Regions from separate parts of the Homo sapiens genome. Here region 1 is linked to region 2. The links are chromatin contacts, found by Hi-C or POLR2A ChIA-PET in ENCODE. All regions are on one chromosome and are shown on one strand. The core of a region is the stretch at or near the end of the contact, and the rest is flanking DNA. Distances in the headings are between cores, read along the strand shown. Region 1 holds the start of CR1 (complement C3b/C4b receptor 1 (Knops blood group)). Region 2 overlaps CD55 (CD55 molecule (Cromer blood group)).

Region 1 (5,908 bases), core at 2,198-4,697, 150 kb after region 2:
ATCACACTGAACTATGGGAAAGAGGGGATTTCCCAGTGGAAAAATCTAGGGGCAAATCCCAGAGGAAGGGACCCATTTAGAGCAACAGATATCCACCTTCACCTCCATCTGAAAAAAATCTTCCCCCAAACCATCTATGTTTCTCGTTTAAACTACCTCTCTTACACCAAATTTTCTGAAAGAGTGGTTGGCCTTAGCTGTCTCAACCACTGTAGTCATTCATTCAAGTGATGATAATTATGGAGCTCCTTCTGTGTGCTAAGCATTATTTTAGGTCATGGGATTTGGCAGTCGTAAACTGACATGTTCTCATGCAGCTTTTATTCTGGTGGGAGAGACACACAATAAGCAGATTTTCAGTTGGTAATAAAATGAAAAAATGATAAGTATAATTTTTTAATCTATATGAAACAGGCAAAAAGGAAAGGAAGTTCTGAATTAATGTGCAATTTTAAATAGTGGCCAAGGAAGGCTCCATTAAGAAGGTCTCATTTGAGCCAAATAACTCAAGGAGATGAGGTAGTAGCCATGCAGAGCGATATCTGGGCAAAGAGCATTCTAAGCAAAAGGAATATTAAATGGGAGGAAAAAACTGAAGAGAAAAATACACCTGCTGCACTTGGAGAAATAATTTGTTTGCAAGCTGATGGTAAAAATCCAGCAGAAAGAGGTGTATGATAGTGCTGGAGGAAGTGAGAATTGCTGGTTTCCTTGAGTGAGTGAGAGCAAATCGAATCTAGGGCACAAGTGGAGAGATCACCCTTAGACTTAGACTGTGAACAGTATAATTATATTAACAGGAGAGACGGAGGTTTCATGGGCCAAATACAAGAATTTGGGTGGAGTGATGGTAGAAAATTGTAGATCTATTTGATTGTTTCTATTTTCTCAATAAAGAAAGAAACAAAGCCATTCACAGAAATTAAGAATGTTGGAGAAGGTGTCAGAAATAAATGTCAAAATAAAAATATGAAATAGTCATTTAGGAGAATGGGAGAATAAATGGATTAGACAAACAATAGTGGGAATGTCAGGCAGAAGTATAATGGTCCATTTGAAATTATTTGTTACTAAAGTAAGGCTAGTCATTGTGGCTATGTGTCTTTTCCAGCCACATTCAGTTTCACAGGTATGAGAGCAAAATAATGGAGAATTGATTCTAACCAGGAATGTTGTTTTGTCTAATGGCTATAATAACCCAAGAGAAGGGTGAGGGAGCTAACAGTGGGTGCAAGATGGTGATTATAATGACAGAGTATGGAATTTAACCTGGTAGTGATGAAAGTGAAGACACAAAGGAGGTGAGAAGCTGAGAGAGATAGCGGTAGGATCAATGGGCTGCAGGCACTGAGACAGACAAAGATTGCTGGATTCAGTTTAACGTTACTAGGGTAAAAGAAAAGAGTTGGATTGGTGGTTAGAGAGTGGGATCATTGAAATCACTGAGAGGTTGAAAGTGACAAGTCTCCGAGCATGCACATGAGCATTAGAGTCAGAGGAGAGTGGAGGACAAGACCACAGGCAGAGAAGAGGTCAAGGCACTGGAAGGCCAGGGATTTGAAAATACTATTGCTGTGAATGTTGAAATCACCAGGAACTGTGGCAGAAGTAACAGTGGAGAAGGTGGCCATGAGCCAGGAGCTCAAACTTTCAAGGAATGAGGGAGAAAGTAGATACTAGGAGATGGATACCAGCAGAAGTGGTAAGGAGTGGCACCTTCTGATAGCATGTGATGTAAAACTGGGGAAATGAGCCTTCTCCTCTTCTCTTTTCCTAAGCCTACTACAATCTGGCTGCTACTCCCATTACTCTGTTGAGAATAACTTGAAATGATGATAGCAAATCCTTAAAAGAATGTCACTGGATGTACTAAAAACTGTGATAAGTGATATGATCAAAGTAGACATTTCTTCCACTAGAATTTTGGGAGGAAGCCTAATGGAAACCAATGCGCACAGAAAGACAAATGCTGTATGTTATTAGTCATATGTGGACTCTAAAAAACTCATCTCATAGAAGTAGAGGGTAGAATACTGGTTACCAGAGGCTGGGGAAGGGAGAGACAATGGGAGATGGAGAGAGATTGGTTAAAGGGCACAGGATCACAGATAGATAGGAGGAATACATTCATCCTTGAATACTTAACCCTCTGCCCTAAATCTGTCAGTCCTACATCCATACTTCTTATTTCAGTAAGTAGCACCACCATTCATTTCTAATCCTGGGGCTAACTCTTTTTTTTTTTTCTTTTCTGAATCATGTCTCCTTTTAATGGTTAAGGAAAACAAGTTTAACATAAAATTAGCAACAACAACAACAACAACAACAAAATCAAGGTTTAAAGTCAAAATTATTTTAAGAGAAAAACCCAGGCAAAATAGCCTACCTACAGGCAGGCAGTACATGTCAGAAGGACAGGCCACCCCCAATAAAAAAGATAAAATATTATTTTTTCTACCTTTTTTAAACTTAATTATTTAATTATTTCTTTCTTTTTTCTTTTTTTTGTTTCTTTTTTTTATTATACTTTAAGTTTTAGGGTACATGTGCACAACGTGCAGGTTTGTTACATATGCATACATGTGCGACGTTGGTGTGCTGCACCCATTAACTCGTCCTTTACATTAGGTATATCTCCTAATGCTATCCCTCCCCCCTCCCCCCACCCCACAACAGGCCCCGGTGTGTGATGTTCCTCTTCCTGTGTCCATGTGTTCTCATTGTGGAAGCTGGAAACCATCATTCTCAGCAAACTACCGCAAGGGGGCTAACTCTTGATTGCTTTCTTCTCACCACCAACCTTAAGAAAGGAAGTAACCAAAATCCAATACATGAGCAACTGTTCATTCCATCTCCAATATCTTTGTTAATTGTCCACTTTATCCACCCAGTCAGGGCCGCCATCAAACCTCACTTGGATGTCGGCAAAAGCTCCCCTGACTGGTCTTCGCAGTCCATTATTGCCCTATTCTAATCTACCTTCCATACTATACACAGATTTACATTTTTTAAATGTGTATCTAATTGTCCCTCCCTTTTAAAAAATCTTACAATGGCATGACGTCTCAATTCAGGGTAAGGAAATTGTTTCTTCACATTCCCTGTACACCGTACACATCGCCTGCAATTGCCCTTCAACACGGAGAGCAGGCATTTCATTAGCTGACCTTCCCACACACATTCTTGCAAAGAGGAAAAGTTAAGCAGGGTGTTTGGAGGCGAGCTGCCATCATCCACCGCCTTTGTCTGGAAGCGCAGGGCCTCACACGCGGGATCCATCGGAAGCCCGAGCATTGTCAAGCTCTGCTGCTGCACCTGGGTCAGCAAGGTGGGCTCTGCCAGCGAAACTCGTTAGAAACAATGCAAATGGGGAGTAAACATGACCTCGCCCATGAAGGGGAAGCTGTGGTCAAAAGCATTTTGTCCCGGAACCCCGCAGCCCTCCCCACACTCTGGGCGCGGAGCACAATGATTGGTCACTCCTATTTTCGCTGAGCTTTTCCTCTTATTTCAGTTTTCTTCGAGATCAAATCTGGTTTGTAGATGTGCTTGGGGAGAATGGGGGCCTCTTCTCCAAGAAGCCCGGAGCCTGTCGGGCCGCCGGCGCCCGGTCTCCCCTTCTGCTGCGGAGGATCCCTGCTGGCGGTTGTGGTGCTGCTTGCGCTGCCGGTGGCCTGGGGTGAGAGGCGGGCGGGCGTGGGGAGGCGCCCGGGCGGACGAGGAACCCGGGGCCCCGCAGAGAACTCGCGTGCAGCGCTGAGCTGCGCTGCTCTGCGCGCCCGGGTCCGAAGGCAGCGCGATGGGTGGGCTGAGCGCGCGACCCGGCAGGGCGGCGGGTGTAGGATCCTTCTGCGCACTGGAGACCCTCGCTGCTTCTGGGTAAGCGTGGAGTTCCCAGGTGCAGGGGCTTAAGTCGTGACGAGCGCAGTGGAAGGCGCAGATGCTGAGCGGGTGCCGCACGAAATTCCTTGCCTTTGTGTATTCACAGCCTCGGCTGGCTATAGCCAAGACGTGGCGTTGATCCTAGTGAAAGGGAACTTGGGGATCCGACAAACCTGAGTTCTGGTCCTAGAAACTTAACTGTGAGGCAACTTAGCACACCTGAGTCTGTTTGCTCTTCTGTAAAATGGGGACACTGGTATCTCTGCATCGTGGAGTTGCTGCCTCAGTGGCATTAAGCCTGTCGAGTATCTAACACAGGGCTATGTGTCCCCGAGTCCATTTCTATCCCCCAACCGTTACCTCTGTACTTTGCTCCCAATGGTGTTTAGACAAGCAGTCCTAGGGATGCAGGTGTTACCTGACAACTGCCCCGCATGGAACTGTCCTCGCCCCCCACACCAAGCCACCACGGCCATCATCACCATGCACTTAATTGACAGCATACTTTAAGACAGATGCATGCCAGGCACTTGCGGATTAGAAGAGCAAGGGAAGCCCCAGAACATGCAATGTAACCGTTGCAGGTAGAAGGGACAGTAGATATGTTTACAGTTCGCATTTTAGTGATGTGTTTAGTACAAAATAACGCCTATTATAATTATTATGGAAATTTTGAGGCCACATCTCTTCCTTTTTCTTAACTTCAAATAGGTAAACATCTTCAGTTAGAACCCTTCTATTATTATTTTTCGGCTCCCCAGAAGTCTTCTTGGTTGCCTAGACTCACTGGCAACATCTCATTTGAAGTGACAGTCTTGGTTGTTTTTGTCCAGCCTATTCCTGACAACTCCGGGTTCGCCCTTCTCTGCCACTAGACATTTTACATTCATTATTTGAGTGTTCCTTCTTCTCTAAAAGAGTAAATAAAATAAAATAAAGTAGAACCAAGTCCCGCAAGAGTTGTTATTAATATTTGATCTCCTTAGGCACCAGAAAGTAACCTGTCAGGTGCAGAGATGTGATAAAACGTACAATCTTATTTTTAGGAGAGAAGCATGCCCAGTAAGTTAAGCAATCTGTTGTCAACGCTTAGGAATTTGTGTCATCTTTGGGAGTACTGGCCCTCTTCTTACTAGAATGTTGTTTTACTTAGCCTATGTTGATTAAGTTACTGTTATAAACAATCCCAGACACTATTAATTGCAAAAAAAAAATTTACTGAGGTTATCACAATAACTTCCAAATGTGAAACAGCCTAAACTAAACTACCTAGAAATTTTGTTGCTGACATAATTTAAATTTTAAAATGCTGATGGATGCTTCCAGTGTGCACGGTCCTTTGGAATTTTAAAGAAGTATAAGAGCTCTGCACCCAAAGTGTATGCATATAGAAGTAGGTGGTGGAGTTTTATGAAATCTACTTATTAGGAAGCCAGCGTTCTGCTTTTTCCAGCCTCTGCTACTTACCAGCTGGTGTCTTGGACCCAGTAAGTTAAGTCACATCACTGACCTTCAGTGTCCACATGTATAAAATGAGCACAACTGACATCCTGATCTCTGAGAGAGACGTTTTGAAAATCAGATGGTGTAATGCATGTGACAGTGTTTTGTAATCTGAAAACCCCCATGCATGTCTGAAAAACCATGACTAAGAAGTCGTGCAAGACTGCAGGATCACCGAAAAGCGAGAAATCTCAACTCCTATGATCAGGAAAGGATGAGTGAAAGGTATATGGCTTTACTAGCACTTAAAGAGTGAATCTAGAAACAGATTGCATACGACAAAAAATAGCAGAGGAGCTAGGATTGTTTTGTTATTATGAGTTACTCACAGTACCCGTAAAGTGGTATAGTGCTATTTGAAAGAGGACTTAGATTAGCTGCAAATAGATATTGCAAATGTAGGACAACCCCTGAAAAATGTGAAAAAAAGAACTATAATTTATATGTTAATAAGTAAGAGAGAATTGCATCATATAAAATGCTCAGTTAAAACAATAAAGATGGCTGGGGACAGTGGCTCATG
Region 2 (5,322 bases), core at 2,064-4,563:
GAATTTATTCATTTCCTCTAGGTTTTCCAGTTTGTCAATGTATAGGTGTTTATAATAGTCTCTGATATTTTGTATTTCTGTGGTATCAGTTGTAATGTCTCTTTTTTCATTTCTGATTTTATTTGGGGCTTCTCTCTTTTTTTCTTGGTTAGTCTAGCAAGTACTTTATCAGTTTGGTTTATCTTTTCAAAAAAACAAGTTTTCACTTTATTGTTTTTTAGTCTCTATTTTGTTTAGCTCTGCTCTGATTTTTCTTACTTCTTTCCTTCTGCTAATTTTGGGGTTGGTTTGTTCTTCCTTCTCTAGTTCCTTAAGATGCATTGTTAGATTGTTTATTTGAAATCTTTCTACTTTTTTGATGTAATCATTTATTGCTGTAAACTTCCCTGTTAGCACTGCTTTTGCTATGTCTGATAAGTTTTGCTACACTGTTGCCATTTCTATTTTTTCAAGAAATTTTTTGTCTAATCCTGAATTTCTCCCTTGACCTAATGGTCATTCAGAAGCATGTTGTTTAATTTTCATTTATTTGTACGGTTTCCAAAGTTCCTGTTGTTATTAATTTCTAGTTTAATTCCATTATGGTTTGAGAAGATACTTGATACAATTTTGACTTTTTCAAATTTATTGAGACTTGTTTGGTATCCTAACATATGTTCTATTCTGGAGATTGTTTCATGTGCCATTGAGAAAATTCTGTAGCTATTGGGTGAACTCTTCTGTTAGTGTCTGTTAGGTCCATTTGGTCTAATGTGCAATTTAAATCCAATGTTTCTTTGTGAATTTTTTGTCCAGATGAGCTAATGCTGACAGTGGGATGTTGAAGTTCTTAACAATTATTGTATTGGAGTCTATCCCTTTAGATTGGACAATATTTGCTTTATATGTTTGGGTACTCCAGGATTGGGTGCATACATACTTAGAATTGTTATATCCTCTTGCTGAATTGATCTCTTTGTCAATTATATAATGACCTCCTTTGTCTCTTTTTACTGTTTTTTACCTAAAGTCTGTTTCATCTGATATAAGTACAGCTACTCCTGTTTGTTTTTGGTTTGTGTTAGCATGGAGTATCTTTTTCCATCTCTTTACTTTCAGTCACAATGTGTTTTCACAGATGAGATGAATTTCTTGAAAGAAACGTATAGTTGGGTTGTGTTTTTGCATCCATTCAGCCAGTATACATCTTTTAAGAGGAAAGTTTAATCTGTTTACATTCAGGGTTATTGATATGTGAGGAATTATTCCTGTCATCTTATTAATTGATTTCTGGTTGTTTTGTTCCTTTTGTTCTCTCTTATTATTGTGATGTAGAGTTTTTCTTTCATAACATTTTAGTCTTTTCTCTTCTTTGTGTGTTTGCTCTACCAGTGGTTTTTAAAATTTCTGTGTGTTTTCATGATTGTAGATATCATTCTTTCTCTTCTGGGTATAGCACTCCCTTAAGCATTTCTTGTAAGCCATCTCATGGTGATGAATTCCATCATGGTGATTAATTCCATCAGCTTTCTTTTGTCTGGGAAAGACATTGTTTCTCCTTCATTTATGAAGGATAACTTTCCTAATCCTTGGTTGGTAGTCTTTTTCTTTCAGCGCTTTGAGTATATCATCCCGTTCTCTCCTGGCCTGTAAGGTTTCTGCTGAGAAATCCATTGTTAGTCTGATGGGTTTCCTTTATAAGTGACTAGATGCTTTTCCCTTGCTGTTTTTAGAACTCTCTCTGTCTTTGACTTTTGACAGTTTGAGTATAGTTTGTCATGGAGAAAACCTTTTTTTTTTTTTGGTTTTGAGACAGAGTCTCATTCTGTCACTCAGCCTGGAGTACAGTGGCGCAATCTCAGCTCACTGCAGCCTCTGCCTCCCAAGTTCAAGCGATTCTCCCACCTCAGCCTCCTGAGTAGTAGCTGGGATTACAGGTGTGTGTTACCACACCCATCTAATTTTTGTATTTTTAATAGAGACAGGGTTTCACCATGTTGGCCAGTCTGGTCTCGAACTCCTGACCTCAGGTGATCCACCTGCCTCGGCCTCCCAAAGTGCTGGGATTACAGGCATGAGCCACCGCACCGGGCCAGAGAAGACCTTTTTAAATTGTATCTACTTGGTGATCTCTGAGCCTCCTGTGTCAGGATGTCTACATTTCTTGTTAGACTTGAGAAATTTTCCTCTGTTGTTTTAGTAATAGATTTTCTAATCCTTTCACTTTCTCTTCACCTTCTGAGACTCCTAAAATTTGAATAGTTGGCCACTTTAGGGTGTCCCATATGTCATGTAAACTTTGCCCATTTTTTTATTCTTTTTTCCTTATTCTTATCTGACTGTGTTATCTCAAAAGACCTGTCTTCAAGTTCTGAGATTCTTTCTTCTGCTTGATCTAGCCTATTATTGATGCTTTCAAGTATATTATGTATTTAATATTTCATCAAGTATATTATGTATTTCATCAATAAATTATTTCCAGAAGTTGTTTGGTTCTTTTATATGTATCTTTTTTTGATAAACATCTCATTAATATCCTGAATTGTTTTTCTGATTTCTTTGTATTTTTTTAAAACAAATTTTAAAGTTTGTATCTCACCTCCCTGAGCTTTTTTAATATCACAACTTTGAATTCTTTTCCCAGAATTTTGTAAGTTTACTTTTGATTGGGATCTGTTGCTGGAGAATTATTGTGTTCCTTTGGTGGTATCATATTTTCTTGTTTTTTCACGTTTCCTGCATCCTGAAGTTGATATCTGTGCATCTGATGTGATATTTGCTGTTTCTAATTTTTCAAATTTGCTTTTGTAGGGGAGGACTTTTCCTGAAGATGTATTTATGGTGTCAGTTAGGTGGGGCACTTTGGCTTTAATTCTGGGTGCATGCAGTAGTGTAGTTTCTGTATGACTTTCAGCTGTAAATATCATCAGTGGTATCTGTCATTTCCTCAGTGCTTTAGGATGCGGTTACTAGTGGAGATTTGCTAGGGAATAGGATGCCATGTGGGCCAATGTTCGGACCCAAGTGTTGGCAGTGGTGGGCTGAGTTTGCCTGTCCTTGGGCCCAGGGTGATGTTGCTGGCACCAGTGTTAGCAAGCCCAATCAGGCCAGTTATTGGGTCTCCAGGTGGCTCACTTGGGTGCCAGAAATGGCGGGTGACCTGGTTCTCAGGCTACTTGGCAGCAAGTGGGGGCATGGGTGATGGCAGTAGTAGTGGTGGGACAACCCTGTGGGACACAAGCAGTCTGTGCCAGTGTTGGCTGTGGGTGCGGTGATTGGGTGGATCAGTTTCCAGGTCTGCAGGTGGCTTACCAGCTGTGATGTTAGTGGCAGGTTGAGTGGGCCTGACTTCAGACACCAGGAAGAGTGCTCAGCTGCTATTGGTGGTGGACTGGCTGAGCATCCGGGTACCTGATGGCAGGCTTGTGTACTGAGAGGGTGACGCTGGGCCAGATGGACTTGTCCTCAGGCCTCCCTGTGGTGCATGTGAGTGCTGGCTGTGGTAGGAAGAGGTAGAGTATTCCTAGGCTACTGGTGGAATGCTTAGGTGAGGACAGTGTGGCTGTGCTGTGGACCAGCTACTTGGGACAGCAGTGTTGTTTTCAGTTGGGAGCAGCCACAGAGAGGTGGCTGGGGCACATGCAGTTTGCTCATGCCTCAGCCCAAAGCAGCCAGCAGCAGCCATAGCCGCATGCACTGGAATTTGTCCTCAGGGAACCAGAAAATGCCTGGCTGCTCCTCTATTGGGGGTGTCAGGTCGCTGCCAGTGGCTCCTGCTTTGGCTTAGGCAACAGTGGCCACAGAGCAAGATGCAGTCTGGGAGGGGCTGGGCTCTCAAAATAGTCTTGTGCTGTGGCTGCTTAGGACTCAGTGGTTTATAGTACTCAGTGTGAACTTACTCTCTGGAGTAATGCCATCACACTGTCTCCAGGCAGCTTCCTATGTTAGATCTAGAGCCTACGAGAATCAAGGGACTCCTGTAGCTAGGATTGTGGGAGTCTTCAGAGGGAATGTGGACTGCTGGGGTTCTCTCACTTACTCTTTTCCTGCATTAGGGAGTCTCTCCAGGCTTCCAGGCAATCTCAGCCAAACAGGCTGCCTTGCTTCTGTCTCCTTCCTTGCTTTGGTGCATCCTGTCACTTGTTTGTTAAATTCTAGTGTTCTCTCTTTGATGATCTCTTCAAAATGTGATTATGTAATTCCTGCTTAGGTTTCTCTCCATGGAAGAGGAGAAGACCAGAGGCATCTAGTCAGACATCTTGAAGCCACTCCCCATGATACTGTCTTAGGAAAACAATCAACATGTAGCATTCATGGATACCAAAGGGAAAATGGGTAAACACATTTTTTTTTTTTTAGACGGAATCTCGCTCTGTCACCCAGGCTGGAGTGCAGTGGCGTGATCTCGGCTCACTGCAAGCTCTGCCTCCCGGGTTCACGCCATTCTCCTGCCTCAGCCTCCCAAGTAGCTGGGACTATAGGCGCCTGCCACCACACCCGGCTAATTTTTTGTATTTTTCAGTAGAGACGGTGTTTCACCGTGTTATCCAGGATGGTCTTGATCTCCTGGCCTCGAGATCTGCCTGCCTCGGCCTCCCAAAGTGCTGGGATTACAGGCGTGAGCCACCGCACCTGGCCAGGTAAACACATTTTTTTTCTTCCACCTTTTATTTTAGGTTTGGGAGGTACAGGTGAAGGTTTGTTACATGGGTAAATTGTGTGTCATTAGGGTTGAGTGTACATAATATTTCATCACCCAGGTAGTGAGCTTAGTACCCAATAGGTAGTTTATTGATTCTCACCCTCCTCCCACCTTCCATTCTCAAATAAGCCCTGGTGGCCATTGTTCCCTTCTTTGCATCCATGTGTACTCATTGTTTAGTTCCCACTTATAGGTGAGAAGATGCAGTATTTGGTTTTCTGTTCCTGCATTAATTCACTTAGGATAATGGTTTCCAGCTGCATCCATATTACTGCAAAGGACATGATTTCATTCCTTTCTATGTTTGTGTAATATCCCGTGGTGTATATATACCACATTTTCTTTATCCAGTTCACCACTGATGTGCATCTAGGTTGATTCCATGTTATTGTGAAAAGTGCTGATGAACATATGTGTGCATATGTCTTTATGGTAGAATGATTTTTGTTGGTTTGGGTATATACCCAATAATGAGATTGCTAGGTCACATGGTGGTTCTAAGTTCTTTGAGAAATCTCCAAACTGCTTTCCACAGAGGCTGAACTAATTACATTCCCACCAGCAATGTATAAGTGTTCTCTGTTTTCCACAACCTTACCAACATTTGTTATTTTTTCACTTTTTAATAATAGCCATTCTGT

The links. A loop is a pair of places that touch in the nucleus more often than their neighbours do. ChIA-PET counts read pairs that join two places held with the same protein, here RNA polymerase II (POLR2A). Pooled maps may share reads with other maps.
Region 1: a loop to region 2 is called in a map of CD8-positive, alpha-beta T cell, with 4 times the contacts of the local background. The contact joins the promoter of CR1 here to the enhancer-like site in region 2. A Hi-C loop is called at or near these places in 3 of 168 maps with a recorded cell type or tissue (B cell, CD8-positive, alpha-beta T cell and naive thymus-derived CD4-positive, alpha-beta T cell), 19 of 37 single-sample maps with no recorded cell type and 14 of 50 pooled maps. POLR2A ChIA-PET finds 5 or more read pairs at or near these places in 1 of 52 experiments (naive thymus-derived CD4-positive, alpha-beta T cell).

The regions. Positions count from the first base shown.
Region 1 is chr1:207,492,710-207,498,617 of GRCh38, forward strand. CR1 (complement C3b/C4b receptor 1 (Knops blood group)) reads left to right here and starts at 3,448. Exons shown (of 47, transcript NM_000651.6): 1 at 3,448-3,679. The coding sequence starts at 3,559.
Region 2 is chr1:207,342,943-207,348,264 of GRCh38, forward strand. The region is part of intron 9 of CD55 (CD55 molecule (Cromer blood group)); the gene reads left to right. Among named protein-coding and RNA genes, the nearest start is that of CD55, 24 kb to the left of the region's middle. RefSeq lists an enhancer at 3,404-3,904. Within about 2 kb of position 3,314, at least 4 of the 41 ENCODE cell types and tissues checked have a DNase peak (open chromatin) inside an H3K27ac peak, as active enhancers do; they include B cell, where a contact is called at or near this core.